Regions from separate parts of the Homo sapiens genome. Here region 1 is linked to region 2. The links are chromatin loops, found by intact Hi-C in ENCODE. Cell type or tissue: sigmoid colon. All regions are shown on one strand. Region 1 overlaps DYSF (dysferlin). Region 2 overlaps DYSF (dysferlin).

Region 1 (8,000 bases), 51 kb before region 2:
CTGGCTCCCTACCCTTTCACATAAATGTCGCTCATCTTCTCCCCCGTGAGGCTCAGGTCATCCAGGATCACATCTCTGGTATTCCAGATAATACAACGCAGGAAAAACCTGGGGAAAGGTATCACTCTAATCCACCTAGATTTCCTACCAAAGGATGGGAAGGCCTTAAGAAGCCAAGAAGCCAAGAAGCAGACTGGTCCAAGAGGACTCGATGCCTGCCTGGCTGGACACTGGCCCAGGCCCAAACGAGAACTGTATTCCATGGCCCAAATAGCCTGAAGCCCGGCAGAAAAGAGCAACCGCCTAGTCCCGCCCACAGCAGGCTGCAACGCCCCCACCCCTCAGCCCAGCTCAGAGCCTGTGGCTGGGCAAGTCACCTTCTGGCTCTCCGTGGGGTGATGTTGAAGGGAGGTCCAGGCCGCCCCAGGGCCTTCGGAAATAGGTCGACCCACATCTGCAGCTTCCCCTGCGGAGACAGGGTCCGTTCTCTCCCCACCCTTCTCATTTAACCAGCTGTTACCAAGCACCTGCTCTGGGCCAGATGCTGAGGGCACAGAACAGAGAAACCCAGGCCCTTCCAGAGAAAGCCTCACTGCCCTAAACAGGGGACTACAGGGTCAACCGCAGAGGTGACCACTGCCCCACAGGCCTCTGACTTGGGCCTGTGCCTGGGGGTCAAGGGTCAGGGTGGGCTTCTCAGAGATGGTGGTGGCTGAGCTGAGTCTTGGCAGCCAGGGGAATGGCATGTGCACAGTCGTGGCGTGTCAAAGAGCACCGTTCAGTTATGGAGGGCTCAGAAGGCTTCCATGGCAGGACATCACTCTCCCTGCCCACCCCTTATCCTCCTCCCTCTCTGCAAGCGAGGTGTGAATTTGTCTCATCTTAGAGCAGAAGGAGCAGGAATTGAAGTAATTCAATTAAGTCACTTCTGCAGGGTCACAGAACTAGAAGATGAAAGAGCTGAAGTTTCCACACCTGTTGTGCCACTTTGGGGAGGCCGGTAGCCAAACCACCTAGGTGGAGAGAGAGCTCAGTTCCAAACAACAGAGGTAATGTCCTCTGGCATTCACAAAGGCATCCTCATGGCTCACTTTGGCCTTTCTCTTTGCCTATAACCTTGTCTCCCCTTCTCCTCTTCCAAAACCCAGCTCTGAGCTCACCTCTTCCAGGAAGCCCTCCCTGTCACCATCCCAAGGCTGCTGTCTCTGTGGTCCCCGCCCTTCAGCGTGGGAGGATTCCCCTCCCACTGAGGACTGCTCTCTGTGGGTGGCTTTGTCATTTGGTCATAGGATGCCAGGGCCACCCTGGCTGCATACCCCACAGCCACCCAGCACAGGGCCGGGCATCTGAGACTGAGTCACTGACAGATAGTGGTTGGATGGGGGAATCCAACCTGAAGTCAGGCTGAAACAGAGAGGCTTCAGGATGACAAGGAGAGGTCGGAGGCCAGGCCTACAGGGGTGAGGGGAGAAGCTCAGCCTCGTTTCGCAGGCCCTGAGGGATGGAGGCAGCCAGAGGAAGCCAGGACCTAAAGATCCCCTCCCAGGCCAACCATGGCCGCACTCAGACTGTGAAGAAATGGGTCAAGGAAGGATTGACCAAATCTCAAGGGACCCACTGGCTCCTCTGGGATATCCATGTTGTCCCTGGGGTTGGGGCTTTCTGGAGTTCGAGGACTCTGGGACCCAAGGGTCAAGGTCCTACCTGCTCGATGTCTGGCTGCAGGGGGCTGTAGAGGGGCCGTGACTCCACGTGCTCCGGGACCAGGCCCTGCTGCTGAAGCACATGCAGAGCCAGACGCTCCTCCACTGGGCCCAGGTGTGGGTTTGGGATCCTGCCAGCCTCTGCCCCAGAGAGAAGACAAAAAAGTTGCAGGAGCTGGGGAAGCGAGAGATAATGGGGCTGCCCAGTGAACAGGCTGAGCAGGGCTGCCTAAGAGTCATAAGAAGCTCTAACCCCCGCAGCCTCACCCCCAGCACAGATGCACTTTTTCTGGTCCTCATGTCTCACTTTTGATAGGGGAAATCTTGCTGTCCACTAGCTCCAGGCTTAAAATCCAGATTCCCCATTGCCATCATTTCTACCAAGCCTGTTCTATAGTTTTTATTCCTATTTTCCACCATACAAATCCTCCTGTCTCCAAAGCCTACTTCTTCCAGGAAGCTCTCCCTGACTGCTCCCAACTCTAAGCCTCAGCAACCTTTACTCCTAGATTTGGCATCTTAGTGCTGTTAGTATTATGCTCTCGTTCACTTAAGTTGTTCTACTATTAGCAGTAGCTAAAATAATAGCAATAACAGCAAACACTTCCAGAGCAGGAACCACGTGCCACACACTGTTCTTCAAGCTATTAACATATTTAGTCTTCATGAGGATCCTAGAAGCTGAGTGCTGTTATTATCCCCATTTTATAGAAGAGAAATCTGAGGCACAGAGAAGCCACACAACTAGCAGCAGAGCAGCTGAGATCACATGCTCACTTAGGAAAGGTGCGTGACTAGGCATGAACCTAGGTGCCTGTCCCCAGGTGCGTCCCAGGTACAGCTCCTCCCTGCTAGGGAATGGGTCAAAAACTGGTGCTACAGGTGGGGAGAAGACATGGGGTATTCCTGACCCAGAGAAGCCTGGCCAACCATCCAACAACATGAACTTGGAGCCCACTATGTCAAAGGCCTTGGCTTTGGGAGCTGATGGTGGACACACACATCTGTACATGTACCCAGGTGTGCTCATGCACACCTATATGTACACACACATGTGTTCACCCATCAGACCTGCCCTGCCCATTTCAGTAGGGGCCTCAAAGGAAGAGGCATGCACCTCAGAAGGCACACAGGGCCAGGAACCTGGCTCTGCCCCTAGCTGGTTGGGTGACGTTGGGCAGGTCGTTCACCACTCTTGGTCTTACCAGCCTCATCTGTAAAAGCAGGCAGATGTTGGACCTCACCATCTCTAGCTTTCTGGCTTTTGTTTCCTATGACTTTATGACCATGAGCCATGGCCCTGTGCTAAAGTTGCTCACAGACTAGTAGAAGGAAATGAGACTCCCCCGAAAACAGATGCTCATTCTATGGGAAAAGGGAATGAAGGGGGGCAGGGCTGGGGGCGCCTTATGGCCGAGCCTGGCTCAGCCATGACCTGGGAGAGTCAGGAAAACAGAATGAGAAGGAGGAGGGGGTGGGGGATGGGGGCATCAAAGCCATCATTTCCCTTTTATAACCTTGGCACCAGCTCTGACATCAAACATCTCTGAAGCAACCAGGAGGCAAGGGGCCAGCTGGGCCTGTAAACACCTCTGGGGAGTCTGAGCTGCTCTGAGTGGGTGATGCAGGCCTGCGGGCATCTCAGACACACGGAGAGCATGTGGCGGGATTCTCAGCCAGGAGAGCTGGGCAGGACCCTGGGCAGGACTGGGGGCACTACAAGGCCTGCCTGCCTTGGGATCCTTTAGATGCATGGGCTGTCAGTGGGGAGCTTGGAAGATACCATCAGGGTCAAGCTGCCAGGCTGGTGCAATTCAAGTAGAAAACTGTTTCTGAGAAGTGGACTGTACCCCAAACTCCAACCAGAGTCAGACCAGCCAATGCCAGAAAGAGACTGAGCCTAACTCTGACCCTGACACTGGCTTCAGACTCACCTCTGATCTTGCCCTCGGATGGGCCCCAACCTGGCCTTGGACTGCACTCTGACCCTGGCTGTGCCCTGACCTCTAATTTTCACAGTGGCATCACAGGTCAGTACTGATCCTCAAAGTACCAAGTGCAAGTGGAGCCCATCTGTGCTGCCCTGGAGAGACCCACAGCCTGCTGCTGTGGGTTATGTCCGCTTGGGTCTTTTATGGTAGCAGAGGGTCTGATGAGAGAGGGAGGGATACAGCGAGAGCCCACCATGGTTTGGGGTCATGTGGCAGCTCACCTATCTCTTCAATGGAATATTCTTTATCCTGAAACATTACACGGTCTGTCCGGTACACAGGTGCCTTGACTCTATGCTGCTGGCAGAAGAGGTGGAGGAGCTGGGAGGGGCGGAGCTGGTCCCGCCACTGGTTCGGTCCAGAGCTGAGGAGCAAGCACAAGACATAGATGAGATGCTTCAAGGACACTCATGAGGGTAGAGGGGCATGCAGGGACTGGTGTACCCCCATGTACAGCATTGCCCACTCCTTGCTTTTACAGTGGGTGTCCCATCTGATTGCTCACCATGACTGGGCATCCCCATTTTACAGATGGAGAAATGGAGGCTCAGAGAGAAAAGGACTCATTTAAGTACGGAATTGCAACTTAAATGTTTTCAATTTCCAGAGTTAGATAATCAGACCCAGAGAAGACTTGAGATGGTGGGAAGAGGGGTGCAGTCCTCACATGCATTCCCCTGACATAAACCATCACAAAATTCCCCTTCGGGCCCAGTTGCAGCACACATGTCCTCTCATCTGTTTCCCCTGCTTCTTTCCTGCCTTCCTTCCCTCTCTCCCTTTCCAGGTACCTAGCCCTCTCTAGGCCTTCTATGTGCATTACAGATAACTGGATTATAACAATGTGATGAGCCAGGTTCTTGGTTCAAATCCTAATTCCACCACTTACAAGCAATAACATCTCTGGGCTTCAGTTTCTTCATCTGTGGAGTGGGGATAGGACTCCCATTGGACTCAATGAGAGAATGCCTAGGAAGTGCTAAGCCCAGGGCTGGCACACAGTAAGTGCTCAGTGGTGGTGTGTTGTCAGAGAAGACAGGGGTGGTGTGTTGTCAGAGAAGCAGGCAGCCAGCCCCCATCCACGTACACACAGTAGGTCTGTGGGAGTCCACAGCGAGCCCCAAACTTGGACAGCAGCCTGTTCTCCAGGTCGACGACCGTCTCACCGATCTTTTCGTCCTTGGAGAGGAGGTCATAGTCATAGAGAGTGATCTTTAGGTCCTTCTCCAGAGGCAGAGTGCAGGTCAGCTCGAACATCCTGCAGGAGGGGCAGATTCCCGATGTCAGCCAACACGGGGCACCCAAGGGACAGGCAGGGCAGGACAAGAGCTCGAAACTACCCCAGGGAGTCTTCTTTCCTTGGGCCCCCTACAGATCTTACAGGCCCAACCACCCACAGCACTGCTGTACTGGGCCTGAGTGTGTGTGTAGGGGGAAGGGGGACAGGACTTTCCCAAATAAACTGTGCTGGGCATAAGGCAAGTGCCTGCCTGATGGACCACAGACCGAAAGAATGAATTGGAAATGCACATTAAAACTGAAGCTTTGACCACGACACCAGGAGACAACAGATGCAAGAGATGTGAAACTCCAGAGCCAGGGGCCAGAGCTTTGGAATTTACCGACGACTGGTACCTCCAGTCCAGGGAGGACTCCCGGTAAATTGGGGGACTCCAATTTACCGACGACTGGTACTCCAGAGCAAGGGGCCAGAGCTTTGGAATTTACCGATGACTGGAAACTCCAGGCCTGGGACCTGCTTTCTGGACTCTTCACATCCACTTCTGGGATGGGATGGAGGGAGAATTTGTGAAAAGATTTCTCTGGCGAGAGCTCTTGCTGTATCTGAGAACTCCATCTACCATGTGCATCAAAGGGAGAGGTATTCTCCCTTCTCCCCCTAAAATGAGCTCCCTGCAGGTGAGAGACACAAGCCTGGCACCTGGTGCATGCTCAGGGAAACTTAAGCAACTTGTGGCATGGAGAAGGAGGGCAGGGGCCACATTTGGGAGGAGCTGCACTCTGGCCCATGCCTGGGCAAGGAACACAAGGACTTCCTGGGAGGAGAAGAAACCACTCTGAGGCCAGACTGGAACTGCTCTGAATCCTGCCCTGTGAGACCCCCAGAGGGTTGTAGCAGCGAGAGATTGTGGAGTTGACCATCTGAGAACCAGGGGCTGGGGACAGCAGCTAAAGGGACGCAGCATCTGCCATATCCCAGAAAGTGCAGTGGGAGGGCTCACGGGGGGCTCTCTGAGGAACCTCTGGAAAGCACCCACAGGAAAATAAGTCGGCTTTCAACATCCGTGGTCCAGAGAGTACCCGGATGACAGCGGTGGTGGGCACATGAGACGGGCCCTCTCCCCAGCCCAGACACTGCAGGAGTCAGAACCTCAGAGGTCAGCCAGAGCAGGAAGGGAGAAACACTGGACCAGGAAGGGAGGAAGGCAGGGCCCTTCCTTCCCTACACCACGCGCGTGCGCGCACACACACACACACACGTAAACATACACAAATATACACACACCACACACATATGCAGACACATGGACACAGACATACACACACAAATATGCACACACACACACATGCACATACGTGCACACATATACACACACAGGCACACAAATGTACTCACGTACACACACACACATACATGGACACAGACACACACACATACACACACATATACACAAATGCACATATACACACACCACACACAGACACACAGACACAAACACACATACACACACACATACAAATACACATGCACATACACGCACACATATACAAATACACATACACACACATACATACAACACACATACATATACACACACCACACACATACACGGACACATGGACACAGAGACACATACACACAAAATACACACATGCCACACAGACACACAGACACACACAGACGCATACACCTACACACATGTATACACACAAATACACATGCACACATATATACACACACCACACAGACACACGAACACAGACACACATACACATATACACACACATACACACAAATACATACACACGCACGCACATATGTGCACATATACACACATACACACACATACATACACACATATACACACACAACTGCATCCAAAGAGGGGACACACTCCCCTAGAGCCATCAGGGAGCTCGGGATTCCATACAAATGGGCAGTGGGTTATGGCCTGAGACTGGGTTCGTGAGTTAAAGTGGCTGAGCTCAATGTGAGCAGAAAAGTCACCTGCCTGTCAGTTTCCTCAGGGGAAAGGAGAAGGTAACGCCATGGAATACATGGTGACAAAAACCACCTCATGCGTTGTGTTCGTCTGACACATGGGTTATAGAATGGAAGGGTTTCTGTTGTGATCTGAAGGAGGCTTAAAGCACCAGGCAGACCAGCTTGCCCAGGATTGGGGGGAGATGGGGAAACAGGCATGGGAGGGGTGTGTTCCTGCACTGGCTCCCCTATCTCCCCTGAGTCCTGACACACGCCCACCCACTGTGGAACAGGCCCTGCCCACTGCCCCATCAGCATTAGCCTGAGGTCCTGCGCCAGCCCCTGGAGCTCGCCAGCCCCTGGAACTCATACAGAGTTCCTCTCTCCCACCTACCACTTCCCTCCAATCCCTGCTTGGTGGGAGCTCATCACTGGCCAGGGCTGGTTCACCTTCAAAAGCTGCATTTCCCCAAGGAGACTGGGTCCTCACTGCAGGGTGAGTGACCACAACTAACTCAACAGACCCCGGTTTATAAGTGCAATATGTGACTTGATGACATCGGAACAGTAGGTGTCTTCTGCAGGTGCGAGAGAAATAGCTGCCACCCTCCCTCTGCATCCTCCCCTCTCTGGCCTAAACAAGCTCACATCCAAACAGCAATTCAGGATGCCTAGGAATTACTCCCATGCAATGGGCATTGATTCTTCCTTTCCTTGTTCTCAGATTTCAGGAATCATTTTACTATCTTGGGTCTACATTCTTCCTCTAGCTCTTGCTACAAACACATGTGGGACACTTACAGAGAATTAATTACTAAATGCAATGTCGTATAACAGATTGGATCCTGAGACATTAGTAAGAGGACATTAGTGGGAAAACATGAAATCCTTTAAAAAAAAGTCTAGTTTGGTTAAACGTAATGCACCAATGATGATTTCTTCATTTTGACAAATGTCCCATGGTTAGGTAAGATGATACCAGTGGGGGAAATTGAGTAAGGGGTTACCAGTGGGGGAAATTGAGTAAGTGGAAATTATGCACTGTCTCTGTAACTGTTTAGTAAATCTAAAATTATTCCA
Region 2 (8,000 bases):
CCACACACACACCCCATCTCTACCACACACACACACACCACCTCTACCACACACACACCTCTACCACACACACACACCTCTACCACACACGCCACCTCTACCACACACACACCCCACCTCTACCACACACACACATCCCATCTCTACCACACACACTTATACCCCACCTCTACCACACACACACACACACACCACCTCTACCACACACGCCACCTCTACCACACACACACCCCACCTCTACCACACACACACCCCATCTCTACCACACACACACCCCATCTCTACCACACACACACACACACACCATCTCTACCACACACACACACCCCATCTCTACCACACACACATATACCTCACCTCTACCACACAAACACCTCTACCAAACACACACACCACCTCTACCACACACACACCTCTACCACACACACACACCTCTACCACAAACACACCTCTACCACACACACCCCACCTCTACCACACACACACACCCCATCTCTACCACACACACTTATACCCCACCTCTACCACACACACACATATACCCCACCTCTACCACACACACACCACCTCTACCACACACACCACCTCTACCCCACATACACACACACCACCTCTACCACACACACACCCCACCTCTACCACACACGCACACACCCCACCTCTACCACACACACACCCCACCTCTGCCACACACACACCACCTCTGCCACACACATCACCTCTACCCCACATACACACACACCACCTCTACCACACACACACACACCACCTCTACCACATACACTCATACATACACACACGTACCCCTTTGCCACATAAAACATACACACAGAGTCCCACTTCCAAGCCTTTGCCCGAGCCCTTTTGCCTGCCAGGAAAGCCTCCCTGTCCTCCCCTGTTCACCCACCCGCCTCAGAGGCCGCCTTCCCGGAGAAGCTTCCCTGGTTGCTTAGCCTATGGTGAACTTGCAGGGCCAGGAGACTCCAAGAGTTTGGTCTCCTTGTTAATGAAACATCTCCTCACTTTGACATCACTCATTTGAGATCTTCTGGACACCCCCTCATCCCTTGTCTCTTTGTGACCAGAGTCGGAACTTCCTAAAAGTTATTTCTCTAATTCTTCAACACTCACATATTCCCACCTCCCGAAATTCTCCTTCTCTGAGGACTTGAAGAGGAGCCCCTCTACCTAGGAGTGCTCTCTCGGAATGCTAAGCAAGAGCCGCCCTTGCCATACCCAGCTGGCTCTGGGGGCATCTCAGTGCCTCAAAGGTGCGATTTCTGGGGGCACAGCCTCTATTTGGAGCTTCAAGACCCTCTATAGGAAATGGACAGGGGGTGGCAGGCTCTCTGTGTGTTCCTGAACACTGTTTTTCTTCCCCTAATCATAATCATAACACCAAGAACTGCCTTAATAAAAAAACAACAACAACTAGTGAACAAAGGCCTTAATTTTATTTTAAAGGTAGAAATGAAGTCAGAGACAGAATCAGAGACAGAAAGAGAAACCTAAAAAGAAGAGGAAAGAATGACAATGAAATGTTGGGTGCAGTGCATTCAAATTGTGTGTTTGGATGGAGGTAAGCCCTATTTTTTCATTATTTTTCTATATTTTCCAAATTTTATATAATGAACACGTATCATTTTATTATCTGAAAAAATGAATATATCGTTTTCTAAAGCAGAGAACTAGATGGAATAGGACACTTCTGCTCTCCCTGTGTGAGGACACACCCAGGCCTGCCCTCAGAAAGTTCAAAGTCAAGGCCACAATTCCTGCAATGCCACCACCAAGCTTAGACACACCTCTGGCCAGCACCCATGGAAGCTCGTGCACACACCTGCTCCTACCACCCCCACCTGTCATGCTCACTCATGTGCACACACCACCCCCACCCCTAGTCTGCCACTCTAAAGTCTACACATAGGATGGCTGCACAGACCAAGAACAAGTGGTGGAGTTAATACGTGTGAGTATTTCTCATCCCAATCCTCATCACCATGGAGAACAGTTTAAACAGGCCAGGCACCCCCTAAACAGGGCCCCCCACCCTTACCCTTAGAGACAGACACTGATCTACGAGCCCTGGGATGCTGAGCACAGACCTGCCTTATACACGTTTTGAGTCACCTCCAGAATTGGCCACTCTCGACACAAACCAAAACATTTCTAGAAACCTAAGAAATACTCCGTGGTGAGTGCCAGCCCATGGCCTGAACATCAGGCAAGGGTCTCCGGTGACATGTTCTAAATGTGTGGCCAGCTCATCCCAGGACCTAGGCAGATGCTGGTAAGAAGGCTTTGGGAGCAGAGAGAAGGTGTCACGGAGGAAAGTGACAGGAAGGGACCAAGATGGAAGGGTAACTCTGGCAAGAGCAGGTTTGAGCTAGGAGGGGTCCTAGGACCACAGCCAGGACACAGTGAACACATCCAGCACCAGCCAGGGCTGCATCAACTGTGAGGATGGAACAGGCTGCCGAGAAACACCGGTGGGGCAGACAGAAGCCAGCCAAAATCCAGATTCTGCCAGACCTCTCGTCCCTCCTGTCCCCAGAAGCCAGGGCCCTTCATGCTATCTGCACTGGGGAAGGAGGGAGAGGAAGAAAGCCCAGCCATAGTTATCTAGCAAACCACTGGAACTGCACCCGGGGTCAGCTGCCTCCTGGGTTGGCCTTGGAGCGCCTGTCCTTCAGAGTGCCAGGGACAGGGAGGAGAGGCGAGTGAGTGAAAGATTTCCTGGATCAGCCAAATCAGAGCAATAGATCTCAGAGAAAAACATGGAACAAAGTCAGATACCAGAAAAGGGGCTTCCCCAGAGGGCCAGGGCTCCCTGCAGAACAGAACTGGTCTCCCTGCTGGGTTTGAGGCTTTTGAGAACAGAGTTTTGTCTCTTTCATCAGACAGGGAGCTCCATGAGGGCAAGGTCCAAGCCTCCCCCATCAGAGCAAATCAGTGTCATTTCCTCCTCCTCCCCTGTCCCAGGCCAGGGGAGGCCCAGCCCCTCCCCAGGTGGGTACACCTCCAGGAGCCCCATCCCAGCTCCCACCAGTGCTGCTGGTCTGGCCAGCAGCTCTAGCCAGAGTGGCCGTGTGCTCCCACAAACAGCACAGGCCCAGCTCTGGCTCAGATCCCAGCCCCAGTTCCCTCATGTCAACGCCGGGAGGATGGCCAGGCTGGGCCTCCTCATCGTCTGCCTCTGGCTGTGCTTGTGGCCAGCAGGACCTAAAATAGTCCCTCCCCATCTGAGTGTGTAGACATTTTGAGGGCAGCACACACAGAACGGAAATCCTGCTGGGCAGGCCCTGCACTTCCCTGCACAATCTCAGACAGGCCCATGGAGCAGCCGGGAAACAGGAGCCAGGAGCAGGCAGCCAGAGTTTGGGGCAAATTATCTGCCTAATTCAGCTATAAACACCCAAGCAGCCCAGAGGCACTAGCACTGAGTTTAGCTAAATTTCACATAGGGACATCTGAAATTTCCATTTGGGTTTCCCCAGCCAAGAGAGAGATTCCTCCTCAGATCCATACAGACAGTAGCCAGAAAATTCGTCCATCCATCCATCAACCCATGCACCCATCTACCCACTTGCCAAGACAGACAGACTTTCATTAACACCTCCGCTAAGCGAGGCCTTGTGCTGAGCATTGAGAATACAAAGAGGAAGGAGCCGCAGTTGCTCCCCTGAGCTTAGCCTGGGGAATATGCTAACATTGACAGAGACAGCAGGCCCTAGAGCAGCACAGTGACCCAAAGATAGGCAAGTCTCACAGGAGAAGAGGAGCCAGGAAAGACTCCCCCAAAGAAGCGACCATGCCTAAGTTAAGTCTTAAACAATGATCAAGAGTTGGACAAGGGACAGGGGGCAGGAGGTCTTCCCAGCAGAAAGGCTGGCAGGGCAGAACCCTGGAGAGCCACAGAGGCTGGAGAGATGGAACACAGGGCTTCTGAGGACTTTTAGCATCAGTGAAACTACAGATGCAGCAAGGCCCGAGGACACAGGTGTTGTCTATACAGGCCTGGAGGCTCTGCCTCTGGGTGGCCCAGAAGTTCTGGGAGCCCCAGGGTGCCAGGGGTATGACCAGTATCTTGCAAAGCCCAGAGAGGAGGGTGACAACCTGGAACAGATGGTGAGTTCAAGGCTGGTGCTCACAGTGAGACCTTTCTCCATGTCTACTGTGGGAAGGACCAGATGGGCTCAACCCTACAGAATCCAGAGCCACTCCATGGCCCACAGTCGGGGGAGCGCTGCCCCTCAGCACAAGGTGCCACAGACCTCCTGCCATGCTCTGTGGCATTGGCATCTGCATCACAGGCTGGCCCTCAGTTGCTGAGTATGCAGCAAAAGGAAGACTCCTACCTCCCCCAGGGCTGGAGACCTTAGAATAAGGCCCCTCCCTGCCTCCTTCCTCCTTTTCCCTGCAGATGGAGGAATGGGGCGAGATAGACTCTTGGCTTGGACACAGCCTCTTCTTTCTAAGCTGTCTCCAAGGAGCCACCAAGCACAAGCCCACAGAACAACCTTCCCCCTAAGAAGGGGCCTGTCCCAGATAGGGAGATGGGGCTGGAGGACCCCAGAGATGGCCCACTCACTCCCTCCCCTGTCGTCCTTCTCTCATTTGCTCCTCACCCTGATTTTCTGGTGATCTCCAGGAGAAAGCCCTCACCATGGCCCCCAGGGTAGATGGCCTATTTTTCACATATGCATCCAAGAAAAGGGATTGAGTCTTGCCCAGATGAGCACACCCCACCCCCCTCAGCCAGACTGAAAGCTCCCATCTGGGTCTCTCTACTGGACAGTGTCCAACCGCAGAGCCCAGAAGGGGATGTGTATAGAGGCTGTGTGATAATGAAGGGTAGGGGAGAAGGGGTGGGAATTGATGAGGAATGGAGGGGAAAGGTGACCCAGGCCTCCCTGGAGGATGCCCATCCTACCTGGATGGGGATGAGGGGCTCCTTGTCATCAATGTCGATGAGCACGTCTTCCCCAGGACTGAGTAGGCTCACATCGTCTGCAGGGGAGGGAGCCATCCAGGCCTGAGAGGGGCTCTCTCAAAAGGCTCGCCCCTCACCAGCCCCAGGGCTCAACCAAGGGACCAAGACAAGACCCTGCAGTCTCTCCACATTTCTCAGTCGGTATCTCTCTCTTCCTACTTCCCAATAAGTCCCTCTCTCATCTCCATCTCTCCCATCCTCCTTCACATGCTCTGTCTCCCACTTCTGTCTTCCTCTCCTCACATTTCTTTCCTCCCTCCCCGCATCATTGTCTCCCTGCCCTCTCTCTCCCTCCCCCTGGGCCCACTTTGAGCCCTCACCCCTCAGCTCCAACGGGTATCAGTCACCTGCTCCTGGTGCCCCCCACCCAGAGCTAGGCTCTGCCCTAAGGAAGGTCTCCACCCTGTGGTCTAGCAGAGCAGAAACCACTTCTCATTCAGGTCTCCGTAAGAGAAGGGTTTCAGGATGCATCTCAACTAGGAAGGGTAGCTTGGCCCTGAGGCTCCCCCTTCCCTGACCTGCCCATCATCTCCCCTTCCCCTACCTGGGCCACCCTGTGGGGATGGACTCTCCGCCGAGTAGGGGTCACACAGGAAGCTCTCCAGGGAGCGGATGGTACACTGGCCCACCACAGGCCGGCGGCCAAACTGGCGGTTATCGATGACCTTGACGGTGATGGGGGGGCAGTAGAGCTCCTCCCTGGGCAGCATCTGGGTGGAGGAGGAAGAACGCACTGGCCTGAATCCCCCTCTGGGAAGTCTCCAGGTCAAGCCCAAAGAGCAGAAAATGACTATAAACCGCAGATAATCCCCACAGCCAGAAATCCAAAATGGTGGCTGGCCCAGAGCTGGGCAGTCGAGCGAAGCCACACACCTTTTCTGTCGGCCCCTTGAATGCTGCATGCAGAGGCCGGCTTTCCCCCCACAGCTTTACCTTCCAAATGCATCCTGTTCAGCCTGAAGTGGAAACGAGGCTGCGCTCCCTCACTGGCTGGGGAGCGGGCGAGGGGAGTTGGCCCGGGACTCAACATTTCTTACAGACAGTCCCCCCAAGTGGATACTCAAGAGTTGGCTTACAGACCCAGATTCTTCCCCCCACACACCCCAAAAGCACTTTGAACACAACTTGAAATAATTTATATGCTCTCCTTCAGGGGCGGCTTTGGCTCGGCCAAGAGGAGGCTTCTGTTGACAGCCACTGGGCCTGGAATTTCTACAGCGCTTTCATCTTGCAAACCATTTTCTTTTCCTCAGACCTGCCTTACTCTGGCCACTAGGTCTAGGCATCCCAGGGAGGTGGAGAGGCCTGGAGGGCCTGAGGGCTGTGGGGGTGAGCTCCTTTGAGGGGGCCCAGGCTGGGGGAGGACATGGTCAGAAAAGGTTTGGAGGAATCCTGGAAAGCCAAGCCCTAGCAGGTCCCCAAGGGCGCTCCAGGGGACTGAAACCTGTCCCAGAGGGACAACAGCCAGGGGATGTCTCCTTGGGACTTTCGCTGATCTAGGATTTGGGTATAGGAGGAGCAGGTTGGCCCCGTTTGTCCTACTCAGAGGCCTGAACCCTTCCAGTGAGGAGGGTATGAGCATTTCTCCCCATGTTCACAGGAAAGTGAGGGGTCCTACCCTGGATCCCGCAGGGAATTGGAGCACAAGCCCCAGGCTGCTCGGGGACATGTAGAACTTCTAGCCCCAGGACTCTGGAAGGGGACAGTAGGGAGGTGGGGCTCACCACTTCCATGAAGAGGGTGCAGATGTCAAAGTTGGGGTTCTTCCGGAGGTTCCTGATGACACAGGACTGCACCGTCTGGCCCCCACACTCTACCACGAGGCTGGGGGAGGAGATGTTGGCCAGCTGGTAACTCTTCATGTTCCGCAGGCCCCATGCCAGGATCTAAGCACACAGAATGAGGAGAGTGGCTCAGAAGGCCCCGGGCCCCAGGAAAGGCTGGGGCCAGGAAGGGGAAGGGCAGGCTGCTCCCAGCCCCCACGCCCAGGCCCGGACGGCTCACCTCGATGGCGGTACGCTGGAGCGCTGGCTTGATGTTCTGAGGAACCATGTAGATGTTGGCCTCCCTCTGGGGTGGTGGGTAGGGCAGGTCTGTGTCCTCAGACTGCAGTGGACAGCAGGTAGAATGGAGACAAAGGTGGAAGGAAGACCAAGGCAAAAAGACAAGAGAGAAGGACAGATAGGACAGAAAGAAATGCCAAGTGCAGGGAGAAACAGAGAAGGAAAGACAGAAGTGGACAAACAGGGAGGCAGAAACGAAAAAGCTAAGTCAGTTTCGGCCAGGCATCATCTTCTCCAGGATCACAATTCCAGCACCTTCATCCAGGGTTCAGGTCACCTTGTTCCAACTGAATCCCGTCACCCCTCCTCCCATAATGCAGGCTCTGATGCCCCCTGAGCTGCTCCGGGTCTGCCCCTCCCTGATACGCACACAGCATATGCGTGCACACACTGCCTATTCCATCCTGGCAGATCCACTTCAGCCCCTCTCAGTCCCAGAGAGGACCATGTGCCTGCCCGCCAGCCTGGTTCTCCTGCCTCCTGGCTCAGACCCTTCCGGGTTATCATCTGTCCTGGTATTTCTTCCCCACCCCTAGACACCTTCCAGCCCCAAACCCCCACCTCTCACGCCTGTCCCCTGTGAGGACAGAATACTTGCATTGTGAGCCAGAAAGAGAACAACTGAGCAATGGGAGAAGGGGCTCCCCAGAGCACCAAAGCACACTGCTGGGGAGGGTCTCTCTCCACTACAGAGACGAGCAAGTGTGTGTCAATTCTGGCCTACTAAGAGTTTGCCAGAAAGAGTTGGGCAGGAATCCTCAATGATCACAAAGAACTACATGAGGAAGCAAGGTGGGGCAAGGGAGGCAGGTACTGCCTTAGATAGTTAACCACCAATAACAGCAGTTAGGAACACAGGTGTGAGTCCTAACTCCACTATGTATGACGTTAAATAAATTATTTCACCTCCTATAGCTGAATGTTTTCATCTATAAAATGGTTAG

What was found. Hi-C counts contacts between places; a loop is a spot of excess contacts. Peaks named below come from ENCODE experiments on the same cell type or tissue, not always from the same donor. Only the 100,000 strongest peaks of a DNase experiment are listed, where the experiment ranks them.
Region 1: a loop joins it to region 2, with 2.0 times the contacts of the local background. A loop is called at or near these places in 2 of 110 quality-filtered maps.

The regions. Positions count from the first base shown.
Region 1 is chr2:71,661,220-71,669,219 of GRCh38, reverse strand. DYSF (dysferlin) reads right to left here. Exons shown (of 56, transcript NM_001130987.2): 46 at 4,782-4,952; 47 at 3,916-4,058; 48 at 1,705-1,844; 49 at 378-466; 50 at 13-108. Among named protein-coding and RNA genes, the nearest start is that of DYSF, 200 kb to the right of the region's middle. In sigmoid colon, no CTCF peak of the experiment used is centred here; DNase peaks (open chromatin) are centred at 2,909 and 3,279.
Region 2 is chr2:71,610,344-71,618,343 of GRCh38, reverse strand. It overlaps DYSF (dysferlin), which reads right to left. Exons shown (of 56, transcript NM_001130987.2): 37 at 6,998-7,099; 38 at 6,718-6,879; 39 at 5,538-5,703; 40 at 4,934-5,010. Among named protein-coding and RNA genes, the nearest start is that of DYSF, 150 kb to the right of the region's middle. In sigmoid colon, no CTCF peak of the experiment used is centred here; a DNase peak (open chromatin) is centred at 3,153; H3K27ac peaks cover 1,390 bases.